Linked DNA regions of Homo sapiens: regions 1 and 2 are each linked to region 3. The links are chromatin loops, found by intact Hi-C in ENCODE. Cell type or tissue: endothelial cell of umbilical vein. All regions are shown on one strand.

Region 1 (8,000 bases), 68 kb before region 3:
CCCCAGCCTGCACAGATGGAATCATGGGAAGTTCCCTATGATCAGTTGACAGAGGAAGAGAAGACTAGGGTCTGGTTCACAGATGGTTCTGCACAATATGCAGGCACCACCTGAAAGTGGACAGCTGCAGCACTACAGCCCCTTTCTAGGACATCCCTGAAGGACAACGGTGAAGGGAAATCTTCCCAGTGGGCAGAACTTGGTTGGGCAATTTTCATGGAAGGATAAATGGCCAGATGTGTGATTATATACTGATTCATGGTCAATAGCCAATGATTTGACTGGATGGTCAGGGACTTGGAAGAAGCATGATTGGAAAATTGGTGACAAAGAAATCTGGGGAAGAGGTATGTGGCTGGACCCCTCTGAGTGGGCAAAAACTGTGAAGATACTTGTATGCCATGTGAGTGCATGCCACATGCACCAACGGGTGGCCTCAGCAGAGGAGGAGTTTAATAATCAAGTGCATGGGATGCCCCACTCTGTGGACACCACTCAGCCTCTTTCCCCTGTCATCACTCAATGGACCCATGAGCAAAGTAGCCATGGTAGCAGGGATGGAGATTACACATGGACTCAGCAACATGAACTTCCACTCATGAAGGCTGACCTGGCTACAGCCACTGCTGAGTGCCCAATTTGCCAGCAGCAGAGACCAACACTGAGCCCTCAACATGGCACCATTCCTTGGGGTGATCAGGCAGCTACCTGGTGGCAGGTTGATTATGCTAGACCTCTCTCATCATGGAAAGGGCAGAGGTTTGTCCTCGCTGGAATAGACACTTACTTCAGATATGGGTTTGCCCATCCTCCATGCAATGCTTCTGCCAAGGCTACAATCCGTGGACTCATGGAATGCCTTGTTCACTGTCATGGTATTCCACACAGCATTGTCTCTGACCAAGGCACTCACTTAAGTGGCTAAAGAAGCATGGCAGTGGAATCATGCTCATGGAATTCACTGGTCTTACCATGTTCCTCATGATTCTGAAGCAGCTGGATTCACAGAACGGTAGAATGGCCTTTTGAAGTCACAATTACAATGCTTACTAGATGACAATACTTTGCAGGGCTGGGGCAAAGTTCTCCAGAAGGCTGTGCATGCTCTGAATCAGCATCCAACATATGGTACTGTTTCTCCCATTGCCAAGATTCACAGGTCCAGAAATCAAGTGGTGGAAGTGGCACCACTCACCATCACCCCTAGTGATCAACTAGCAACATTTTTGCTTCCTGCTCCCGTGATCTTACGTTCTGCTGGCCTAGAGGTCTTAGTTCTAGAGGGAGGAACGCTGCCACCAGGAGACACAACAACAATTCCATTTAACTAGAAGTTAAGATTACCACCTGGACACTTTGGGACCCTCCTACCTTTAAGTCAACAGGCTAAGAAAGGAGTTACAGTGTTGGCTGGGGTGATTGACCCAGACTATCAAGATGAAATCAGTCTACTACTCCACAATGGAGGTAAGGAAGAGGATGCATGGAGTACAGGAGATCCCATTAGGGCATCCGTTAGTATTACCATGCCCTGAGATTAAGGTCAATGGGAAACTACAACAGCGCGATCCAGGCAGGACTATAAAAGGCCCAGACCCCTCAGGAATGAAGGTTTGGGTCACTCCACCAGTACAAAAACCACAACCTGCTGAGGTGCTAATTGAAGGCAAAGGGAATACAGAAGTAGTAGAAGAAGGTAGTTATCAATACCAGCTACGACCATGTGACCAGCTGCAGAAATGAGGACTGTAATTGTCATGACTATTTACCCCTTCTTTTGCTAAAAACATGTTTGTGCATGTATATATACACTTGTACTAAGAAAAAAATCTTTATTTTATTTCCTTTTCTTTTATCATGTGACATAAGATTTATTAACTTCATATCAGCATTTAAGTATTGTTAACTTTATGTAATAGTATTTGGGTTGGGGATTGGTGTGTTTCTGGTTGTACAAAGGATAGTTGTATTATGTTAGGCATAATTATGACCTTATTATTGTCTTTATTTGAAGATTATGCATGACCTCAGGAGATGCATATAGGTTCAAGTCGACAAAGGGTGGACTTGTGATGGTTAGTACTGAGTGTCAACTTGATTAGATTGAAGGATACAAAGTATTGCTCCTGGGTGTGTCCGTAAGGGTGTTGCCAAAGGAGATTAACATTTGAGTCAGTGAGTTGGGAAAGGCAGATCCACCCTTAATCTGGTGAGCACAATCTAATCAGCTGCCAGTGAATATAAAGCAGGCAGAAAAACATGAAAAGGAGAGACGGACCTAGCCTCTCAGCCTACATCTTCTCCTGTGCTGGATGCTTCCTGCCCTCAAACATCAGACTCCAAGTTCTTCAGTTTTGGGACATGGACTGGCCCTCCTTGCCTCTCAGCTTGCAGATAACCTATTGTGGGACCTTGTGATCCTGTGAGTTAATACTTAATAAACTCCTCTTTGTGTATATATATATCCTACTAGTTCTGTCCCTCTAGAAAATCCTGACTAATACATCCATTGCAAGGAAAAGACATTCAATTGACCTCAAAAGATGAGTTTGTTTGTAAGCACAGATGTGGAGCAGAGCAGAACTAGAACTGGACCTGGAACCAGGAAGCCATCAGAAACTAAGGCAATTCTAGTGATCGTCAATTTTCTCTAGCACTTTCCTCTCGGCGATATAGTCTCTGGCAGGATATCTTTGCCAGCTCCTGCTTGTCCTCTCTTCATAACCCCACATGGAGCCTCTATGCATACTTTCAGCTTCAGCTACAGTCACCGACTATCTAATATTCTCAGTATTTTCCATTTCAAACACCTGAAAGAAGAAATACAACTGGATGGCAACCTCTGTCTAATGTCAAGTCAATAATCTAATATGTCACTAGCTAATTGTGGATCAAGTGCTCGTCTCTGTCCAAATAATAGTTACAAAGTAGGCAAGGAAGGGAGGAGAACAGAATGGCCCTGGCAGCACAGGAAAGTCTGCTCAGCAGTGGCTACGCACAGGTCTGTTTCACTGAGGAAGGACAGAGGGCCGGCAGCCTCCATGATTGACATCTCTAATGTAATGCCTTAGTTCTTTTGTCCTCAGGTATAAAGCAATGAGACAAAATGTTCATTTTGGCTGTGATAAAATCACAAGATTACTTTCCTAGAGTGTGAGGTTATAAAAGATTATAAACTATACGCAGGTCAGCAATTTCAGCCACAGTTAGAGCCCGGCTTTGAACTGCCTGGGCTTATTTAGAGCTCTTGAGCTCAAGATATCAATGTTCAGTCACTTCTGCTGCCTCTTGTGCCTCCTGGAACCCAATGCTCCGTTTCTGGTTCCTTTGTTTATCTCTGCCCTCTCTACTTCCTAAACGCAAAAAGTCCTTCTTAAACTTCCCAAGCTATTGGCGATTGTTAGTCATGATCCACAAAGCTCAGTTAAGGATAAACACTAAATTCAAGTTTTCCTGGTTGTCTAAAGAATGCTCTTCCCGTGGTGGCTCATACCTGTAATCCTAGCTCTTTGCGAGGCCGAGGCGGGAGGATCCCTTAAGGTCAGGAGTTCTAAACCAGCCCGGCCAACATGAAGGAACCCTGCCTCTAGTAAAACTACAAAAAAAATTAGCCAGGCGTAGTGGCAGGCACCTGTAATCCCAGCTACTTGGGAGGCTGAGACAGGAGAATTGCTTGAACCCGGGAGGCAGAAGTTGCAGTGGGCCGAGATCACGCCACTGCACTCCAGCCTGTGGGACAGAATGAGACTCAGTCTTAAAAAAAAAAAAAAAAAAAAAAAAAAAAAGAATGTGCTTCTACAATCTCCAGTTTCTGCAAGTAACCTTCCCTTTCCCAGGCTTGGAAATAACTAAAGGCTCGGGTAACTATCCCAATATAATGCTATTTTCCCAGGCCACAGTGACCCTTCATTAGTATTGTACTGAAAAAAAAAAAAAGGCTTTATCCATCATGCTTTCACCTCCAGCTTGCCTCCTGTCCCCAAAACCCCAGTCTCCTGCAAGCTACTGCAGACTCCTATTGGCTGGTCTATTGTCCCAACTATTGCTATTCTTTACTCTGCCACATGGTGGCACTGTTCTCTGACAGCTTCTCCCCTACTCCTGGTTTAAAAGATGATGATATCAGATTTGTGAGAGTTTCTCCCTCAGTCTAGTGTGGGAATGAATATTGCTCTGTATCAGACTTCCAAATGCAGGCTTTTCTCTCTCTGTTTTTATGCCCCCCTCTTTTAAGGATCTGCATAAAGGAATGTTTGAGCCTCATCTGCCTTCATTGAACTTAAAAGAGACTCCTCTCCTACTGAATGTGAACCAGGACCTAAAGACAGGATCCAGGCTCCTTGACTCTCCTAACTTAAATTCAGTTCCCTGACTCCTGCTGGAAGATGTACATTCTGACATCCTCAGGTGCATCCTTTAGTCACAAGTCAAACTAAAACTACATCCAACTAAAAGGCTTCTGCACAGCAAAGAAACAACAGTGTGAAGATACAATCTACTGGTTGGGGGGAAATATTTGCAAGCCATACATCTGATAAGGGGTTAGTATTCAAAATATATCGGAAACTCGAACAGCTCAATAGCAAAAAAAAAAAAAAAATTAAAAAATAGGCAAGGGACTGCAATAGACATTTCTCAAAAGAAGACATACAAATGGCCAAAAGATATATTTAAAAATGCTCAACATCACTAATCATTAGGAAAGTGCAAACTAAAACCACAATGAGAAATCACCTCATACCTGTCAGAATTGCTATTATCAAAACAGGCAAAAGATAACAAGTGCTGCTGAGAATGTGGAAAAAAGGGAACCATTGTATACTGTTAGTGGGAATGTAAACAGCCCTTATGGAAAAACGTATGGAGGTTCCTCAAAAAACTAAAATTAGAATTACCAGGTGATCCAACAATCCCACTTCCGAGTATTTACCCAAAATTGAAGTCGGTTTTTTGAAGAGGTCTCTGCACACTCATGTTCATTGCAACACTATTCACAATAGCCAAGTTATAGAATTAACCTAGGTGTCCAAAAACAGATGAATAGATAAAGCAGATGTGGTAAATACACAATGAAATACTATTTAGCCTTGTAAAATAAGGAAATTCTGTCATTTTCAAAAATATGGATGTAATTAGAGAGTGAAATAAGTCAGGCAGAGAAAAACAACACAAATATTTCATGTTCTCATTCATATGGGGAATCTAAAACAATGAAACTCAAAGAAGCAGAGAGTAGAATGGTGATTACAAAGGCGCGGAGTGTGGCGGCTGAAGAGGGTGTGGGAATGGGGAGATTATAGCCAAAGGGTGCAAAATCTCAGACAGGAGTAATAAGTTTGTTTTTTTTTTTTTAATCTAATGCATAGTGTGGTGAATATAGTTAATAAGAGTGTATTATACATTTCAAAATTGCTGACAGAGTAAATTTCAAAGGCTTTTACTGCACACACACACAAAAAATTTGCATCAATAGATACATTAATTGGCTTGATTTAATTATTCCACATTGAATTCAAAAATCATAATATGTTTTACCCCATAAATGTATACAATTATAAAGTGTCAATTTACAATTTTTAACAAAGTCATTTGTGCCATTTTCCCCAGGAGGCTCCCCACTGGTGACCGCTGGGATGTCCTCCCTCCAGCTCTTCACCACCCTCAAGATCTCCCTCCACCCTCTCTTCGAGCATACAGGGAGAAGAGCTAGGTTTGGGGATCAGAACTGCAGCTAAATTCCGGTTCCACCCTTACTGGCCACTGGCCAAATTCTCCTTGCTAACTCAGTTTCCTTAGCTACAAAATGAGGATAACAGTAGTAAACTTTAGAATTAAATGAGGTGTCATATGTAAAGCCGCTGACATAGTACTTGGTATATAGTAGATGCTCAGTAAATGCTAGCTCCCTTTTCTTGTCTCCTTTATTCAAGCCTGGCTCCTGCATTCTAAAATCTGTGTTTGTCCAGGCTCCAGGGCCCCTCAGTCTAATCCACTTTCCATATATAGCTCTATTGGTTTACTTATCTAAATAGCAATAACCAATATGATACACAGAAGATAAAGGTTTGACTACAGGATTATGAGAAAATGCAAACTTGTATTTTTTTTAGGATACAGTTTTAAATGATAAGACCTATTATTATCCAAAATAATAGTGGCTTCAACAAGGTTAAAGTTTTTCTCTCACAAACTGGAGTCAGGTGGTAGTAGCTCTGCATGCAGGGACCCAGGCCCCTTTTATGTTGTCACTTGTCTATCCTAGAGTATTGCACTAGTCTCTAAAGTCCAAGGGGCCTGCTCCCATATCTGCATTGCAGCCATCGGAGAAAGGGAAAAGCACAGAAGAAGGGTAAGCCACCTCCCGCTTAGGACACACAAGAGTTGTACAGCTCTCACTTCCTTCATATTTAGAATTCAGTCACTCAGCTCCAAGGAGGCTGAGAGGTCAAGGAGGCTGCTATGTGTCAGCTGAAAAGCCTATTACTACGGAGGAATGGGAGAAAACTGGCAGTTTCCGCTACAGAGCTAATTAGGAGTTTTTCTCCACCAAAACAAATAGCAAAGCCAGAATAATCCATGGAAGCCAAAAACTATCCAAGCTGCAAGTAATGACCCATTTGTTTCAAGCAAATCCATAAAGAAAATTTAACATCAGCTCCAAACATATATAAATGACAAAGACTTTCAGCTCAATCAAGGGAATATGGCCATATAAGAAAACACTAAACATTTTATCCTATAAAATCACCAATCCCTAAAACTGGTGGGAATCTTAAAAGAGATTTAGTACAAACTTCTGCTCTGTGCAAGAATTCCCTCTACAGTAATCTTGACTAAAGCTATCACCAAACATTTTCGGGTGATGACTTGAAGGTCGCCGTTGCTGGGAGTTGTGGGCAAAGGCAGAAAGAGGGAACCAACAGGAGACAAGGTTAAGAGCCTGCACTCGGGGCGCAAAGCCATGGGCAAAGCAAGGTGTGAAAGCCCCAATCCCAGGATCAGGCAAAAGTACAAAACACAGAGGGGGCAAGGGATTTTCATTGGTTCAGGTCTAGAGGTAAGTTTGCAAAAAGGTCATATCTTTCCTGCAACATAGTTTTGGAAGCCCCAGAATATACAATTTTGCCACAGGTGTCTATAACTAAAAAAGTAGCTCTGATAGGCTGGGCGTGGTGGCTCACGCCTGTAATCCCAGCACTTTGGGAGGCCAAGGCAGGCGGATCACGAGGTCAGGAGATCAAGATCATCCTGGCTAACAGGGTAAAACCCCGTCTCTACTAAAAATACAAAAAAATTAGCCAGGCATTGTGGCGGGCGCCTGTAGTCCCAGCTACTCGGGAGGCTGAGGCAGGATAATGGCATGAACCCGGGGGCGGAGGTTGCAGTGAGCCGAGATCGCGCCACTGCACTCCAGCCTTGGCTATAGAGCAAGACTCCGTCTCAAAAAAAAAAAAAAAAAAAAAAAAGTAGCTCTGATAATACTGAATTCAAAGAGACATTTGGGTGGAGATTTCAAGTAAACACCTAGAAACGTCTATTTGGGGCTCAGGGATAATGTCAAAACTGGATATATTTAATTAGCTGTGCAAAGGTTAGGCTTGAGATAGAGTTCAAAGAGCAAAAAGATACAGAAGTAGGAGAAGCTGGGAAATAATCTTGCTTTTAGAAAATGGAAAGTAGAAATATTACAAAAGAAGAAAGATGAAGAACAGTTTTTAAAATAAATAAACAGAAGAAAGGAAGGAGAGATAGAGAGAAGAAGGAAGAAAAACAAGTGGCTCTCATATGAAGTCCATGGAAACTAAACTGTAATAGTCATTCTAAAACTTGGCAGCTGGGTCTGCTTTCTAAGGCATCATTTTGGGGTGGCCTTTGTTCTGCATGATGTTATGGATAAAAACTGGAAGGAGCACCTAGCTCAGAAGGATTCCACATCCCTTTGTTTTGATGAAATTCCCCATCCTCCAAATCACAGGCTGGTTCCTACCCAGTTAAATTAA
Region 2 (8,000 bases), 150 kb before region 3:
CCCGCATGCATTGGGTATTTGTTCTAATGCTCTCCATCCCCCTGCCCCCTACCCTCTGTGTTGTTGCCCTCCCTGTGTCCATGTGTTCTCATTGTTCAACTCCCACTTGTGTCTACTCACATCTTTCAAAAATTTCTTTCTCTTTCCCCAATAGCCACACTTTCCCCTTTAAATATTGAAGCCCTCAAAATCATCTTTGGAGAAAGGCACAGACTTGTCTACTGGGCATGTGTCCTTAAGCTTGGCAAAATAAACTTCTAAATTGATCGAGACCTGTCTCAGGTACTTTTTGGCTTACAGTTAACAACTCAAAGGAGTCTCAGAGTAAGAGATGATATTGTCTCTTAGGTCAGTCATCCCAGATGCCTGAAAGGGTGAGGTTGAATATTTACTGAGGCCACTCCTGCTTTTGGGACCTGACAAGACTGACAGGAAACCTGCAAACCTGGTTGATCTCATCCTGGGAGATACTCACACAATCTGATTAACTGGACTAATTATTAATGATTGTGTATATATATATTTTTGATGTAAAGGATCCATGGTTGAAAACCAGGGTCTGGCCTGTGGTGTTATGATATATATTGGTTTTCATCCATGGTTCCTTGTTCATAACTCCCAGAGCCCTTGTCACAGTCTTCTGTCACAATGTTGGGGGTGTTAGGCCTCAGGCGCAGGCCTCAGGAAATAGAATCTTTCTTCTGCTCTCCTTTCACCTGCTCCAAGGCAGGACTCTAATGTTCCCCCATCTTTCTGATTGTGGGTCTTAAGACCCTCCCAGGAGAGAATCCCACCCTGTACCCTAGGGGGAGGAATGCTGACATCATGGAGCTTCCATAAAAACCCAAGAGGGCAGAGTCAGCGAGCTACCAAGCTGAACTCTGAACGTGTGGAGGTCCCTGAAGGGCGGCACATCCAGGGAGGACGTGAAAACTCCCTGCCCCTTCCCCCATACCTCACGCTACATGTCACTCCTTCTTCTGTATCCTTCGCAATATCCTTTATAATAAACCAGTACATGTAAAAAAGAAAAAAAAAGAAAGAGGCCGGGCGTGGTGGCTCATGCCTGTAATCCCAGCATTTTGGGAGACCAAGGCGGGTAGATCACGCGGTCAGGAGCTCGAGACCAGCCTGGCTAACATAGTGAAACCCCGTCTCTACTAAAAATACAAAAATTAGCCAGGCGTGACGGTGGGTGCCTGTAATCCCACCTACCCAGGAGGCTGAGGCAGGAGAATCACTTGAACCTGGGAGGCGGAGGTTGCAGTGAGCTGGGATTGTGCCATTGCACTCCAGCCCAGGGGACAGTGCGAGACTCCGACTCAAAAAAAAAAAGAAAGAAAGAAGAAAAGAAGAAAGGAAGAGAGAGAGAAAGAGAAAGAAAGAAAGAAAGGAAGAAAGAAAGAAAGAGAAAGGAAGGAAGGAAGGAAGGAAGGAAAGAAAGAAAAAGAAAAAGAAAGAAAAAGAAAGAAAAGAAAGAAAGAAAGAAAGAAAGAAAGAAAGAAAGAAAGAAAGAAAGAAAGAAAAGAAAGAAAGAAAGAAAGAAAAAGAAAAAGAAAGGGCTATGTTTGTATAAACATGTTTTTAAAATTATCACATTATTTGCTAATATAAACTTAGTATACATAATATATTTATGAAAATAAACTACAAGGAAATCAACTTTTGTGTTGTTAGGATGAATCTCTAGCTATTGAATCCCTGAAACCTTAAGAAGCAAATTTTTGGAGGCCAGTCAAGTCCTCTATGTGAATCCCCAGGACTGGCTTAAGGAGCTTTCACCCTGAGAAGTCATTTAACTGAGAGCATGGAGAGGGTAGTGGAAACGACTCAGGCATTGTCACCAAACCAACCTGGGCTTTCATCCCGCACACCCTGTACTATCTGTGAGAAGCCAAGAAATTGACACAATTTTTCAGAGCTTGTTTCCTCAGACGTTACCAATAAAATGGGAGAAAAAAAAAACTCCTTGGGATTATTAGAAAATCAATGACATATAATGTGCAGTAGAACACAGCAAAGCACTGGACCAGAGTGAATAATAAATAATAAATAGAGTTGTCTGTCCTTGCCTTTCTTTTAACCAGCCTTCCAACCTCACAGATATGACTATACCAGCTCATATTGGATCACATGCTCCACATAAAATACTCTGTGTCTGTATATGCAGGACTATGAAAAAGGTATGCTTTGTGCATATGTTTGATGCCCTTAATTGCAGCTTCTTCCAGACTGCTTCTTATTTTCTCCCACCTTCTAATCTGGCAGTACTTTAGAGGGTTCAAATTGGCTCTGACCCTAAAATAACTTACTTTTGCTTCTGATAGTCCATAACAAGAAACATTTTTATGGAATATAATGGAGAGCTGGCAGCAGGCTGAGAATCTAACACAAGACTTTAAATGCTGCAGTTATCCATCAGTCACACTATAGAGCAGGTCACGCATAATAAACAGCTGCTTTATTAGGTTGATGGAGTATGCAGCAAATACAAAATGACGGAAAGCAGCTACAGACCAGAAGCTGAGAAGTCGCAGGAAAATGTGCTGGTGTGGGCCAATTCATGGATGCCATTGACAATCATGCCAGAGATCAGTTCTGACCAGCACACATTTCTATACTGGGAAGCCCCGGGACATTCCAAGCGCAAGAGCCAACCATCCCTGCAGGGAGGACAACCAGTATCCAGACCAAACTCTTCTGTCAGTTGGCTGCAAAATCTACTTTTCTCAATACTGAGATGCTACTAAATAAACATGTAACATGAATAAAGATAAACTATTAAAAGCTTATTTTCATGTTAAATTAGCAAGGATATTTGGGGATTTGTTTCATGGCTTTAATCCAGGCATATTCCTCCCTCATCTTTTTTTGAAATAGACTCAAGTTCTGTTTCTGACTTTATCCTGGGAGCATTTGTTTGTGACATGCAGAAAATGGGAACTGAATAGCCAGCAAGCCAAAAAGGGCAGACGATGCAAAGTCTATAAGGCAAAATGGAATGTGGGGAACAATTAGACGGCTCAAACTCTTCTCCTTCTGAGCACCACTGCATTTCCTTTTATTCATATTGTTTTACTAACCATCCCCCACCCCATAGGAGGAAAGGGATCAAAAGCTCATCAGCTATGCTAGCTTGAGAGTTGTAATCCCGACAAGCCAGCTAAAAAGTACACAAGTTTTTAAGTATATGCAAATGTGCACTGGTTCCTCTACTAATCTTATTTTGCCTTCTTTTTTAAGAATACTTTTTGGTTTTTTTTCAGACAGGGTCTTGCTCTGTCACCCAGGCTGGAATGCAGCAGTGGGATCTCTGCTCACTGCAACCTCCACCTCTAGGGTTCAAGCAATTCTCCTGCCTCAGCCTCCTGAGTAGCCGAGATTACAGGCGGATGCCACCACACCCAGCTAATGTTTTTGTATTTTTAGTAGAGATGGGGTTTCACTATGTTGGCCAGACTGGTCTTAAACTCCTGACCTCAAGTGATCCACCCACCTCGACCTCCCAAATTGCTGGGATTACAGGTGTGAGCCACCACGTCCAGCCTAGAATATAATTTTTTAATGTGATTCCATTTTATACTATGCCATTGTGACTTTGTGATCCATAAGGATGTCACAGAAAAACATACTATTGAAATCATGAGATTATAAGAGTATATGCTTAAGACTACGTCCAGCCAAATTACAGTTGATCATTTCATGGGGGAAAAAAAAAGAAAGCTTTTGCTCGTTGATCTATGCTTTTTCCATCTTAAAATTCCTTATGTTAGTATTTCAAGTCAATTTTTGTTTCCCTGCATAATCCAAGCAATTGCCACAATTTTCCATTTTACTTTGCAAATATTCATACATCAGGCATAACATTTTGCAATGATCTATCACAACCAGTTAAGTCTGTCTCTATAAACAGTAACTTTATTTTCTGAACCAAAAACAGGCCACCTGGGCTGCTGGGAGGGCAGAGTGCTTTACACCCAGCCTGTATCCCTGATTCACTCCCTTCTCCATCAAATAAGTATTCAAAACTGCCACTAGTGTTATCTTTCTAAACTGGAAATCAAATCAAGTCACTCCCATGCTTCAAACCTCTTGATGTCTTCTCTTTTTCTGTAAGATAAAATCTAAACTTCTTGGTTGAACAAGCAAACCCCCAAATAGCCAGGCTCAAGCCATCTCTTTCTGAAAAGAGAATCCACTTCATAAGCCCTTCCATCCAGCCATTCTCAACTTCTTGCCCTGGCTTAACGCAGCCTTTTCCAGATTTCATATCTTTGTACCGGCTATTCTTTCTGTGGAAATATTCTTACTCACTCCCAGTCCCCCTCACCCCCACCCATACACACACTCACTTCTACTTATTCTTCAAGACAGATTCCAATGTCTCCTCAGGGTATCTTTCCAAGACTTTCCCAGGCAGTTAGTTGTTTCTTAACAAGTTATTTGTGCCTATATCAAAGCACTCACAACATTTTATATCAATTTATCTATTTATACATTTATGTCTCCTTCTAAGCTATAGCTCTCTACAGTTTTAAGTAGACTATTTTGATGGATAACTCCAAATTGTAACTGTCTGCTGGAAGCTGGAGACTATTTTTGCCTCAGGCTCATGAGGTGAGTTCTATCAGGATCAAGGCTACCACGTGGGGGAGATGTTGTAAAGAGAGTACCAGCACTGGGGCAGGGAAGGGACGAAACAGTGATCTTTAATAATTCTTTGATAACTTTAATTTTTTAATGACTCTTCCACACCTAAGATGATGAGCGTAGGACAATAGAAATAGCCTCACAACAATCTTTTTGGTTCATCAGTAACCAGCAGCCATAAGCCAGGGCTGCCATAAGGCTTCACTACAGAGAAAGGCAGCATACTTCTAGCTAATTTATTAAGTTGAGACTCCACATTAGACACAGTCTGGGGTTAATAGCTGTGATTTTTCTATCTCTAAAAAGCTAATTACAAAGACCTATCATTCCCATTTTTGTTGGTAACTAAAGCAGTTCAAGAGGTATGCCTATTGGGGAAGTAGGAGAAGTTAGAGAGGCTTAATTGGGATAGTTGCTAATTCCAAAGAAGAGGAAACATAATAACAAAAATGCTTTTTTTTTCATTACAAAGAAGTTCTCTTTGAACTACAAATATAAGCTCTAGACAAAATGCATTGGCCCAAATATTTAGATTCCTGCTGACAGTCAGAGTCAGTGGTGGACTGATGTCATGCCAACGGACATGCAGTGTGAGCCTTTAACTTAAGAGTGCTAGGGCTAATTAGACAGGAAAATTACACCATGCCACATCCAGTTCTGGAATGTGTATTTCCACTACAGAATAGATAACAACAATGTGTAGCAGTACATCTCACATCTTCAGACTTGATCTAAGACAAAGAACAAAATACTTCAGGAATAATTCCTGAAGAACAGAATGGGATTCAGCCTTTTTTGCCTCTTCACAAACCCTTAAAAACAAAAAAGGCAAGCAAATCTTTTTTATATCTTAATTTTCTTCCACTTTATTCACAAGTTATTTTTTCCCCTTCCTCCTATGGGGTGGGGGATGGTTAGTAAAACAATATGAATAAAAGTAAGCCTCCTCTGTTGAGTTTCTGGTATAGGTGCAGAACAGTGCCAGCCTCTGTTCCTGGTAGCTAGACACTGTGCCTAGTGTGGAAACTCCACACATGCACTCTCCAGTGTCTGGGAAAGATGCCTCCAGCTGACATAGACCAGTCCCTGCCTTGCCCAGAGTCTGAAGCCAGTTTTATCCTGAGTACCTCTCCTCACACCGTGGGAATTCTGATTTTATTTGGTTCTAAACCCCAGTTCGCTGCTAGCTGGAAAGACAAGAACTAGAATCCTGTGCCTCCTCTCCATCTTTAGGAACCTCTACACACTGCAGAGTTGCTAACACAGTTTTCCTAGAAGCAATCATCTAAACCAAACCTATGTCACCAAAAAAGCAGAGCAAAGGCTGGGTGCAGTGGCTCTCACCTGTAATCCCAGCAGTTTGGAAGCCAAAGGTGGGAGGATTTCTTGAGCCCAGGAGTTCAACACCAACCTGGACAACATAGCAAGACCCTGTCTCTAGAAAAAAATACAAAAATTAGCCAGGTGTGGTGGTGCATGCTTGGGCACCAGCTTCTTGGTGAGGCTGAGGTGGGAGGATTGCTTGAACCCAGGAGTTCGAGGCTGCAGTGAGCTATGATCATGCTACCGCACTGAACCTGGGCAGCAGAGCAAGCCCCTGTCTCAGAAAAAAAACAAATTCTTACAACCCCAATAATAAAAAGATAAATAACCCATTTTCTAAAAAAAAAAAAAAAGCAAAGCAAAGAGATAATCAGAAAATAAGTATCTAGAAGAAGGGAAGTATCCAAGAGCAGTGTTCATAGCATCTGATGAGAATTTCTTGTCATCTCCAGTCAAAATTTTAAAAATAACAGCTCCATCACAAAATTATTGTCTTTCCTTATCAGTACATTTGGAAAAACTAACAGACCTTGGTCCCAAGATGTTCATTCAACTGTGGAATTCAGTTCATCAGAATCTCTACAATTTATGTTTTCTAACTATCTCTTTCTAGAATCATCAAAAGTAATTTAGTGCTGATATATGAACCAAATGAAAGTTGTTCTGAGACAACTATTACTCAGGTCAAATTACTTTAATGTCAACTATGTTAATAATAATAGCTTTTCAAGAAATCCTTTATGGAACAAATGACCTTCAGTTTTTGCTCATTGTTCCACTGAAACAACTGAAACACAAGTGAAATATACAGAGAAAGCTCTACAGATCATAGCACCATCTGCATCTCATGCCCATCCTGTTTCACTTCCTTCTCAAAATTATGGTTCTGCTTGACTTTTCCTAGTGATAAAAGTTAAAATAAAACCTGAAAATAAAATATGTAAACCCACGATTATTTATAGTTGCCCAATTTCTTATGACACAGATTTGATCCAGTTCTGCATGACTAAGAAAATTAAGCATGAAACATCTCTTTCAACAGACTTCTCAAGCACTGAGATGCTTTGCGGCAATTCGACACGTGTGTTGGTAGGAAACAAGAAATACAAAGATAGATGGCATCATCTGAAAAGAAAAAAGTGAGGGCCTAGGTCTATGGAGGCAGTTTAATCACTTGCAAGCAGTTTATCATTCAACATAATAACACAGGCCCTAAAAAGCCTGCTCTGACACTCTCATTTGTCCTGTGATAGACTGCTCACTGCATGGGAATTTAATATCCCCAATGCAATCAAACTTTGTGGTGCACAGAATTTGTCCATCATCTATAAGCTAGAAGTCACAATACAACTCACTTCACTCACCAGGGCAGGATGCTGCAAGGGGCCACAGTCTGTCACTGACAGGTTGGTTCTCAACCCAGCTCCCACATAAGACTCATTTGTGAATGCCCAGACCCCACCTCAGAATGTATGAAGCCAGAGCATGGACATTTTTTTTCTCAAAGCAGGTGATTCTATCATAGAGCTTTGTTGAGAATCATAAGGATTCAACATTTGACCTTTCAGCATGATTGCTGGTGGTGTTTTGAAATTTGGTTCAAGGGCAGAGAATACACTACCTTCCAGAAAACTAAAGCAGCCTCATTTGTGAGGCTACATAATAGTTTTCCTTGTAGGTGGGCAGCCCTCAGGGAGTTCTCTGATGGGGTATAAATCTCGTTTTCCATAGAAACAAGCAGATCTCCTGGCTGTTCTGTTCCTGATTAGCCTGGCACAAAAATCTCATGTCCCAGGCAAAGTAGATGTTATTATCATTAGTTTATAAAGAAATGGAAAATCTGAAAGGTAAAATGGCTTGCCTAGTTTCATATTGCTGGCTGAAAATTGGCTGGCTCAAAGCAAAGATTACAATTTTCTATCTCTAAGTTTTTTCCTGATCTTAAAATGTATTGTCTACTGTGTTATCTTCCCATATGAATTAAATTTCAGGTTTAGGAAAATAGGATGTACTCTTTAAAAATAAAA
Region 3 (8,000 bases):
AAACCACAGAGATGCACTGACGTAGAGAAACCTGAGGCCATCTGTCCCAATTTTCTGAGATGCTGCTAGACTTTGTAGCACTTTTTTCTGCTGCAGGAGCTCAAAGCCCTTTTGAAAATACATTAATATCACAGAGGATATGCTTCTAGCAACAGGAAGGGCCTTTAACAAAGAAAAGGCACACTGTCCCCCTTCAAAGTATTTTACTGGGAGGTTATATACTTAGTCCCAGCTGCTAGTGCTTAGGGATATATCGTTTCTTTAACTTTTTTTTTTTTTTTTTTTTTTTTTTGAGACAGTGTCTTCCAGGCTGGAGTGAAGTGGTATGATCTCAGCTCACTGCAACCTCCACCCCCCCATGGCTCAAGCAAACCTCCCACCTCAGCTTGCCGAAGTGCTGGGATTACAGGTGTGAGCCATCACGCCTGACACATTTTTTCTTTATTCCTAAAATTCATTGAATCTTTATCCTTTAAGATGAATGATTGTGTGAAATAGCTTAAAGTCCTTTGTTCCTAATTACAGTGATTAAAGTAGTGATCAGACACGGTATAATACCATTTTTAAATAATAAACTAAATAAACTGGACATGGTGGCTTATGCCTATAATCCCAACACTTTGGGAGGTCAAGGTGGGAGTATCGCTTGAGGCCAGGAGCTCAAGACCAGCCTGGGCAACACAGCAAGACCTTGTATCTAGAAACAAACTTTAAAAATTAGCCCAGTAGGCCGGGTGCGGTGGCTCACTGCTGTAATCCCAGCACTCTGAGAGGCTGAGGTGGGCAGATCACCTGAGGCCAGGAGTTCGAGACCAGCCTGGCCAACATAGTGAAACCCCCTCTCTACTAAAAATACAAAAATTAGCTGAGTGTGGTGATGGGCGGCTGTAATCCCAGCTACTTGGGATTACAATTGTCCTGCTGAGGCAGGAGAATTGCTTGAATCCAGGAGGTGGAGGTTGTGGTGAACAGAGATGGTGCCACTGCACTCCATCCTAGGCAACAGAACAAGACTCCATTGAAAACAAACAAACAAACAAAAAACAAACAACAAAACAAACAAAAACAAACAAACAAAAAACCATAGCCCAGTATGGTGACATGTGCCTGTGGTCCCAACTACTTAGGAGGCTGAGGCAGGCAGATCCCTAGAGCCCAGGAGGTTGAGGCTACAGTGAGCTATAATTGTGCCATCCAGCCTGGGTGACAGAGTGATAAATAAACTAAATAGGTAAACTCAATAAACACATAAACTAAATAAATTGATTTCCTCACTTGGTTCCTTATGGAGGCTCTTCATAGACAGCTGTCAACCTCTTACTGTGTTGGACACTGAAAGAGGAATGGATGGTTTCCATGGTCCCTGCTGTCAAGAAGCGTACATTAGAAGGGAATACTTACTCAAGCAAACATGCTTCATTACCAGCAAAAGTGAAATACTATGACATGTGAGAAGAAAGCAAGCCATCTTTTTGATTTGAAGAATAAGGAAAAGCATCATAGGAAAAGTAGCATCTTAGTTGGCCGTTGGAGGAAAAACAGAATTTTAATAAGGAAAGAAAGGCATAAAAAGAGCAATCCAAGCTGAATAAGAATAACAAAGTCATGGAGATGTGAAAGTGCAGGGTAAGTTCAGGAAATAGGAAACTGCTGTGTGGTTAAAGCAATGGGCACGTGGGAGATGGTGGTGGAAGATGCAACCCGATCAGGCAGGAGCACAAACATCAGACTCTGGATTGCATCAGACCCAGGAGAGTGTTTTCAGTCAGATTTTCAACAATGACAGCCTTGTTAGAATAAGTGGGTGGCTTCCCCTGATAACTACTTTGAAGGACAACATTCACTGAGGTGCTTAAGTTCTAGGACTGCTTAAAACCAAATCAGGTCCCATTGCTTGATAATTACAGCTGATAAAATCATGTCTCTGTACAGGAAAATTTAGCACCAATTAGTTAAATCATCAGGCTTCAGAGCAGAGTCATCAGCAAAGCCACAAAGGAGGAAGAGGCTTAGTCCTGCTGGGCAGTCTGGCAAATGAAGTTACTAAGTATAAACATAAAGTCTTCCAGGCACTCCCCTTGGGAAAATCTGTTTCTCGCTTGGGGGAACTGGAGAGGTCTCTCCTAGGATCAGGAGTTACAGGGGATGAGGATGGTGGGGGTAGGGGTGCATGGACTGAGTTTGGGAAGGACCTAGCATCGTGGAGTGCTCAGGTGCAAAGGAGAGAAATCAGGAAAGAAGCCCAGTTTATCTCTAGCACCAAGGTAAGATGGAAATGGTGGGGGCACTGAAGGAAGATTGCAACTTGTTCAGCCTCTGGGTGCCCAACATGCATACCAAAGCCTCAAGATAGAGCACCCATGACAGCACAACTAATTCCAAATGCTACAAGCTTGTGGTTCAAGGCTACCAATAAAATACCCTTAGTCCCACCCACAAAGTTTCTAATTTAGTGAGCTAAATTAGACCTGAGATGGGCTGAGAATTTGATTTTCTAAGAACTTCTGAGGTGGTGCTGATGCTGCTAGTCTAAGAACCTCCGACCTAGAACTTATGAACCACAGCCCTCAGGTGACATGTTTAGTAGCTGAATCTGAGAGAAACTGCAAAGGGTAGGAGTTGACAGTTTCCAGCTCAGACTACCTGAGGGGGATCTGTATGCTCCAGAGACTGATAAACATCAAAACAAGCAACAATCCAAGACAGATAGTGATCATGCAATAAAAAGAAGGCAGAAAGGGAAGGTTAAAGGAAGGAAGCAGAGAAGGAATCTGGGCCATTTGCCTGGAGACAACCACCCAGTAGAGCAGAAAGGAGCTGCATCACTAGCCAGTCACTCGGAAGCTACAGCTCTGTTGTCACCTGGCTGCATCTAGAATCATCTACGGAGCTTTCCAAAAATGCCAGGTGCTAAGCCTCACCCCCCCAAACAAATTAAATCAGAATCCTACAGATGGGGCTCTGACTGTGGGAGTTTCTGAAAGCTCCCAGATGATTCAAACGTGCAATTAGGGTTGAGAGTCGCTGTTCTAAGGGAAATTTGATCCTGTTTAAAGAAAGAAAGAAAGAAAAAATCCAATAGAGAAATCTGTGGAAGAAGCAGTCTATCTCTACTTAACTTAAAATGTAACAAGATTTCTAAAGTGATTGCTCCTCACCTTCTTACTCTATCCTTCCCAAACCTTCAAATTCGTTTACAGCTGTGGATACATCCAGCACTGTGCCTGAGCAGTTTCTTTCTTATTTATTTATTTATTTATTTATTTATTTATTTATTTATTTATTTTAAAATAAAGATGAGGTCTTGCTATGTTGCCCAGGCTGGCCTCAAACTCCTAGGCCAAGCGAACCTCTTGCCTCAGTCTTCCAAGTACTGGAATTACAGGTGTGAGCCATTGTTCTCAGCCTATGGAGCAGCTTCTGTGCTGTTGTGCTCCCCCATGCTTTGCTTACTGTGGATCATGATTACGGATTATGGTTAACAGCAGTCAAACAAGCCTTGTAGCTGAAAATATTGAAAGAGGCCTTCTCCTAGGGCTCACTCTCTTCCTGTCTCTCGGAGGTCTGACACCAAGACAAATGGTTTTTGTCTCTGCATAGCTACAAATCTATGGATCATTTATTTTATATTAGATTAAAAATGTGAGCTTAAGAGTCAATGCTGCCAAGCATGGTGCCTCATGCCTGTAATCCCAGCAACTCTGGAAGCAGAAGGATCTCTTGAGCCCAGGAGGTCAAGGCTGCAGTGAGCTATGATCACACCACTGCACTACAGCCTGGGTGACAAAGTGAGACCCTGTCTCTAAAAACATTTAAAAGAGTAAAAGTAAAAAAGGGTCAATGCCCTTACAAAAGAGATTTCTAGAGCATCTAGTCAAATTTTATATATCTATGTCTGAGCATACTGAAGAATAAGTGAAATGTTATATGAAACTGCAATATATAAATAGATAAAAAGAAGCATTATAGAACTGTGTATGATGTTATTATTTGTGTTAATAAAAGAAAGAGGTGGGGCAATATGGGGGAATATCTCCAAAAATATAGATAATAGATTGTGACATTGGTTTACTCTAATGTGGGGCAGATTAGTGAGGAGACTTTTTGCTATGTGCTCTTTTCTACCTCTTGAATTTTGAATCACTTACATGGATTACCTATTCAAAAATAAAATTTTTTGAATTAACTTTTTATAGTGGGGCCTGTTCTGGTTAAAACAGTCTGGACCTTCCTTTTCAACCTCTTCCCCTCATCCCAAGCCCTCACACCCAGACAAAGATCCATGAAGATTTCTAAACCCATGATGTTCCTCAGACGACGCCTCCCCCACATGGGGTTTGGTGGAGAACTGCTAAACCATTTCACTCCCACATTTTTGTTTTCTTATTTTTTGTAATGACAGGTCTCACTATGTTGCCAAGCCTGGTCTCGAACTCCTGGCCTCAAGCAATCCTCCCTCCTTGGCCTCCCAAAGTGCTGGGATTATAGGGGTAAGCCACCACATCTGGTCCAACCGCACATTTTTGAGCAGCCAGAACTGATAGAGAGAGAGACCCAGTGACTTGTTCAAAGTCACACAGCTAACATATACATCAAAATCTGATTATTTCTCCAGTGTTTTTTTTTCTTTGCCCCCTCAAACATTTAATCCTTTCAACACAGCCTCTCAGATACTTGATGAACTTCTATACCTATGCCAAAGAGATAGCATTAGTACAAACACAACAACAGCGGCAGAAAAAAATGTACGGACCAGACACCAACTAAGTAAACACAAGCCGCCCAGTCACAACATTAATTATACAACAGCAACAGTCCTCACCACTTGTGAGCTGTTTACCACTGCAGTATAAAAAGGTTTATGTAGCTTATCTGAGTGTTTTGTGGCATGCGTCACAAGACAAACATTTGGAAGATGAAAGCTCCATACACAGATTTCTTTGGTGCTGGCACAGCCCTAATGACCACTAGGTGGCAGTAATGTCCTAACAACAATACTGCTGCTGACCTAGAACCCTTAGAAAGTGTAACAATGAATTAATATCACACAACTGACTACACATCTGAATACACAGCCTTAGTACAAAGCTCCAAATAATTCATTCGTTTGATAAGTTGTGCTACCATTGTAACAGCTAAGAATGTTTTAGTTTATGTCACAAGTAGGCTCAAATCAACAGCCTTTGGGCAGAATCTGGTCAGCAATGTGTTTGTCTAGGGTAGTATTTGGTTTTGTTGTTTTGTTTTAATCTGTAATGCTTTTTGGCAAGCCCTCTCTAATTTGCCAGAACTCCCATCATTCTTCAATATCTTATTCCATGCCCCACACATGTGTATGGCCCTGGAAGGCATTTGAGATTGGGATCCCTGCTAGAATATCTTTGTCTGAAATACACAGTGACTGTGCATTGCAGTCTAGCTGGTCTGGTCAACTCTCTTGGGCTTTTCCACCTCCATTTATTTATTTATTTATTTTGGAGACAGAGTCTCACTCTGTCACCCAGGCTGGAGTGCAGTGGCATGATCTCGGCTCACTGCAACCTCTGCCCCCAGGTTTCTAGAGATTCTCCTCCCTCAGCCTCCTGTGTAGCTGCGACTACAGGTGCATGTGCATGCTTTTTTTTTTTTTTTTCAGATGGAATCTCCTGTCCCCCAGGCTGGAGAGCAGTAGCGCAACCTCGGCTCACTGCAACCTTCGCCTCCTGGGTTCAAGCAATTCTCCTGCCTCAGCCTCCTGAGTAGCTGGGATTATAGGAGCCCGCCACCACCCCCAGCTAATTTTTGTACTTTTAGTAGAGACAGGGTTTCGCCATCTTGGCCAGGCTGGTCTCAAACTCCTGACCTCAGATCATCCACCTACCTCGGCCTCCCAAAGTGCTGGGATTACAGGCATGAGCCACCATGCTCGGCCCTCCATTTATTTTTCCCTAAGTCATTTTGGAACTGTCCTCACAGAGTCGACAAGAATTGCATGCTGGGTTCTGAACAGAAATATAGATGTAATGAAATATTAATCAAGCTGTAATTTGATCCACTTTCTTGTTGCTGAAAATAACGTAGCACTAGATATTGATCATTGGCATCCCCATCGTTCCTATAGATAGGATTTCTTTTTTTATTATTATTATTAATTTATTAATTTATTTTTTTGAGACAGGGTCTTACTCTGTCACCCAGGCTGGAATGCAGTGACACAATCGCAGCTTGCTGCAGCCTTGACCTCCTGGGCTCAAGTGATCCCTCCCACCTTAGCCTCCAGGGTAACTGGGACTACAGGTGCATGCCACCATGCTCATCTAATTTTTTTTTTTTAATTGTAGAATTAAGGTCTTGCCACGTTGCCCAGGCTGGTCTCAAACTTCTGGGTTCCGGCGATCCTCCTGCCTCAGTCTCTCAGCCCAGCCTAGATAGTATTTCTGGCATTAGGATCATAAGACTTTAAGAATTGATTTGCATCTCCACTGCTCCTGTAGACAGGATCTCTGACATTAGAATCATAAGGCTTTTGTTTAGGAACCGTTTAAGATGTTTTTCAGATCCCAAATTCCAGCAAAATAGCTGATGCTAACCAGTTTGAAGACCCCCACTGAGGAGGAATGGAATTGGCATGAAAATACAGCTTCTTCATCTCCTTGCCCTGACTTCACCCTCCACTCTTTGATCAATCAATGATCTCCAAATTTCAGCCTACTCCCAAACCTCTATAACCCCTAGCCACAAATTCCTTTAGGAGGTGGATTTGAGGTTCCTTCCAATGTCCTCATTTGGTGGTCCTGTTATTAAACCTCATTCTCTGCTGCAACCCCATGTCTCGATCTATTGACTTGCTGCACATGAGGGGCAACAGGTGGCAAGGCAACAGACCTCCGATGGCTGCAATTTCTCTATCTATCTACAATGTTCTTCCCCATGGTTTTCCTTTTTTCTTTTTCTTTTTCTTGTTTTTTTTTTTTTTTTTTTTTTGGCAATCTTTCTCATTCCTGAAGGCTCAGGTCAAATGTCACCTCCTCCTTCCATCAGGAAGCTTATACCAGGCCTCTCTCCTCTAACATCCCATGGCACACAGAGCCTCTACTACTTTGTTGGTGCTTGTTTTCTGCTCTGTATTGTTAGTTGTCTTTTGTCTGTCTCAGCTCTTTGTAAGTTCCTGAGGAGAGCAGAGAAGTCGGCTACTTCTTTGTGTGGGCAATGGTTTCCAGTACAGTGTCCTACTCATGCTTGTATTTCTTCTGACTCAACAACTCTGCCAGAATCTCCTCCACATGGACTAAAGGGAGGCAGGATGATTTAGAAAAAGCTTTTTATAACATAGGACTAAAGGAATACAAGTCTATGAAAAATTAAAACTAAGCTAACAATTCCACTGTCTCCTAAAAGTACTAAGAGGATATATCATAGGGTACAGGATAAGCTCTAGAGTCAGACAGCCTGAGTACATAGCTTTGCTCCACCCTTAACAAGTTGTCTCACCCTGAGTAAGCCAACTTACTTGAGAAAATATTAATAGCACCTAGTTAAAAGGGATTTTTATTTGTTTGTTTTTTACTGTGGTAAGAGTACTTACCATGAGATCTGCCCTCTTGACAAATTCATAAGTGCACAATACATTAATGTTGCACAGCAGATCTCTAAAACTTATTCATCTTGCATAACGGAAACTGTACACTCATTAGAACATGAAGGTTTTTTTAAGAAATTCTACTTTGAAATAACTTTAGACTTACAGTAAAGTTGCAAAAATTGTAGTTTCTATATACACTTCACCCAGTTTATTGAAATATTAGTATCTTACATAAATGTAATGCAATTATCAAAACCAGGAAATAGACATTGATACAACAATATTAACCAAATCTACAGACCTTGTTTGAATTTCACCAGTTTTCCCACAGATTTCTTTTTTTTGATCCAATCCAGGATCTCATATTGCATTTAGCTATTATATCTTCTTCATCTTCTTCAATCAGTGATAGTTTTGGAAAATCCAGGACAGTTATTTT

Evidence for each region. Peaks named below come from ENCODE experiments on the same cell type or tissue, not always from the same donor. Only the 100,000 strongest peaks of a DNase experiment are listed, where the experiment ranks them.
Region 1: it touches region 3 in a loop (9-fold over the local background); 8 of 110 quality-filtered maps call a loop at or near these places.
Region 2: it touches region 3 in a loop (15-fold over the local background); 2 of 110 quality-filtered maps call a loop at or near these places.

Annotation. Positions count from the first base shown.
Region 1 is chr1:101,353,634-101,361,633 of GRCh38, reverse strand. The region is part of intron 4 of LINC01307 (long intergenic non-protein coding RNA 1307); the gene reads right to left. Among named protein-coding and RNA genes, the nearest start is that of LINC01307, 34 kb to the right of the region's middle. In endothelial cell of umbilical vein, a CTCF peak has its summit at 4,049 (motif pointing right); a DNase peak (open chromatin) is centred at 4,063.
Region 2 is chr1:101,435,234-101,443,233 of GRCh38, reverse strand. No RefSeq gene overlaps it. Among named protein-coding and RNA genes, the nearest start is that of LINC01307, 120 kb to the right of the region's middle. RefSeq lists an enhancer at 6,679-6,848. In endothelial cell of umbilical vein, a CTCF peak has its summit at 4,635; a DNase peak (open chromatin) is centred at 4,653; H3K27me3 peaks cover 601 bases.
Region 3 is chr1:101,285,579-101,293,578 of GRCh38, reverse strand. No RefSeq gene overlaps it. Among named protein-coding and RNA genes, the nearest start is that of LINC01307, 34 kb to the left of the region's middle. In endothelial cell of umbilical vein, a CTCF peak has its summit at 4,953 (motif pointing right); DNase peaks (open chromatin) are centred at 1,678 and 4,958; H3K27ac peaks cover 2,289 bases.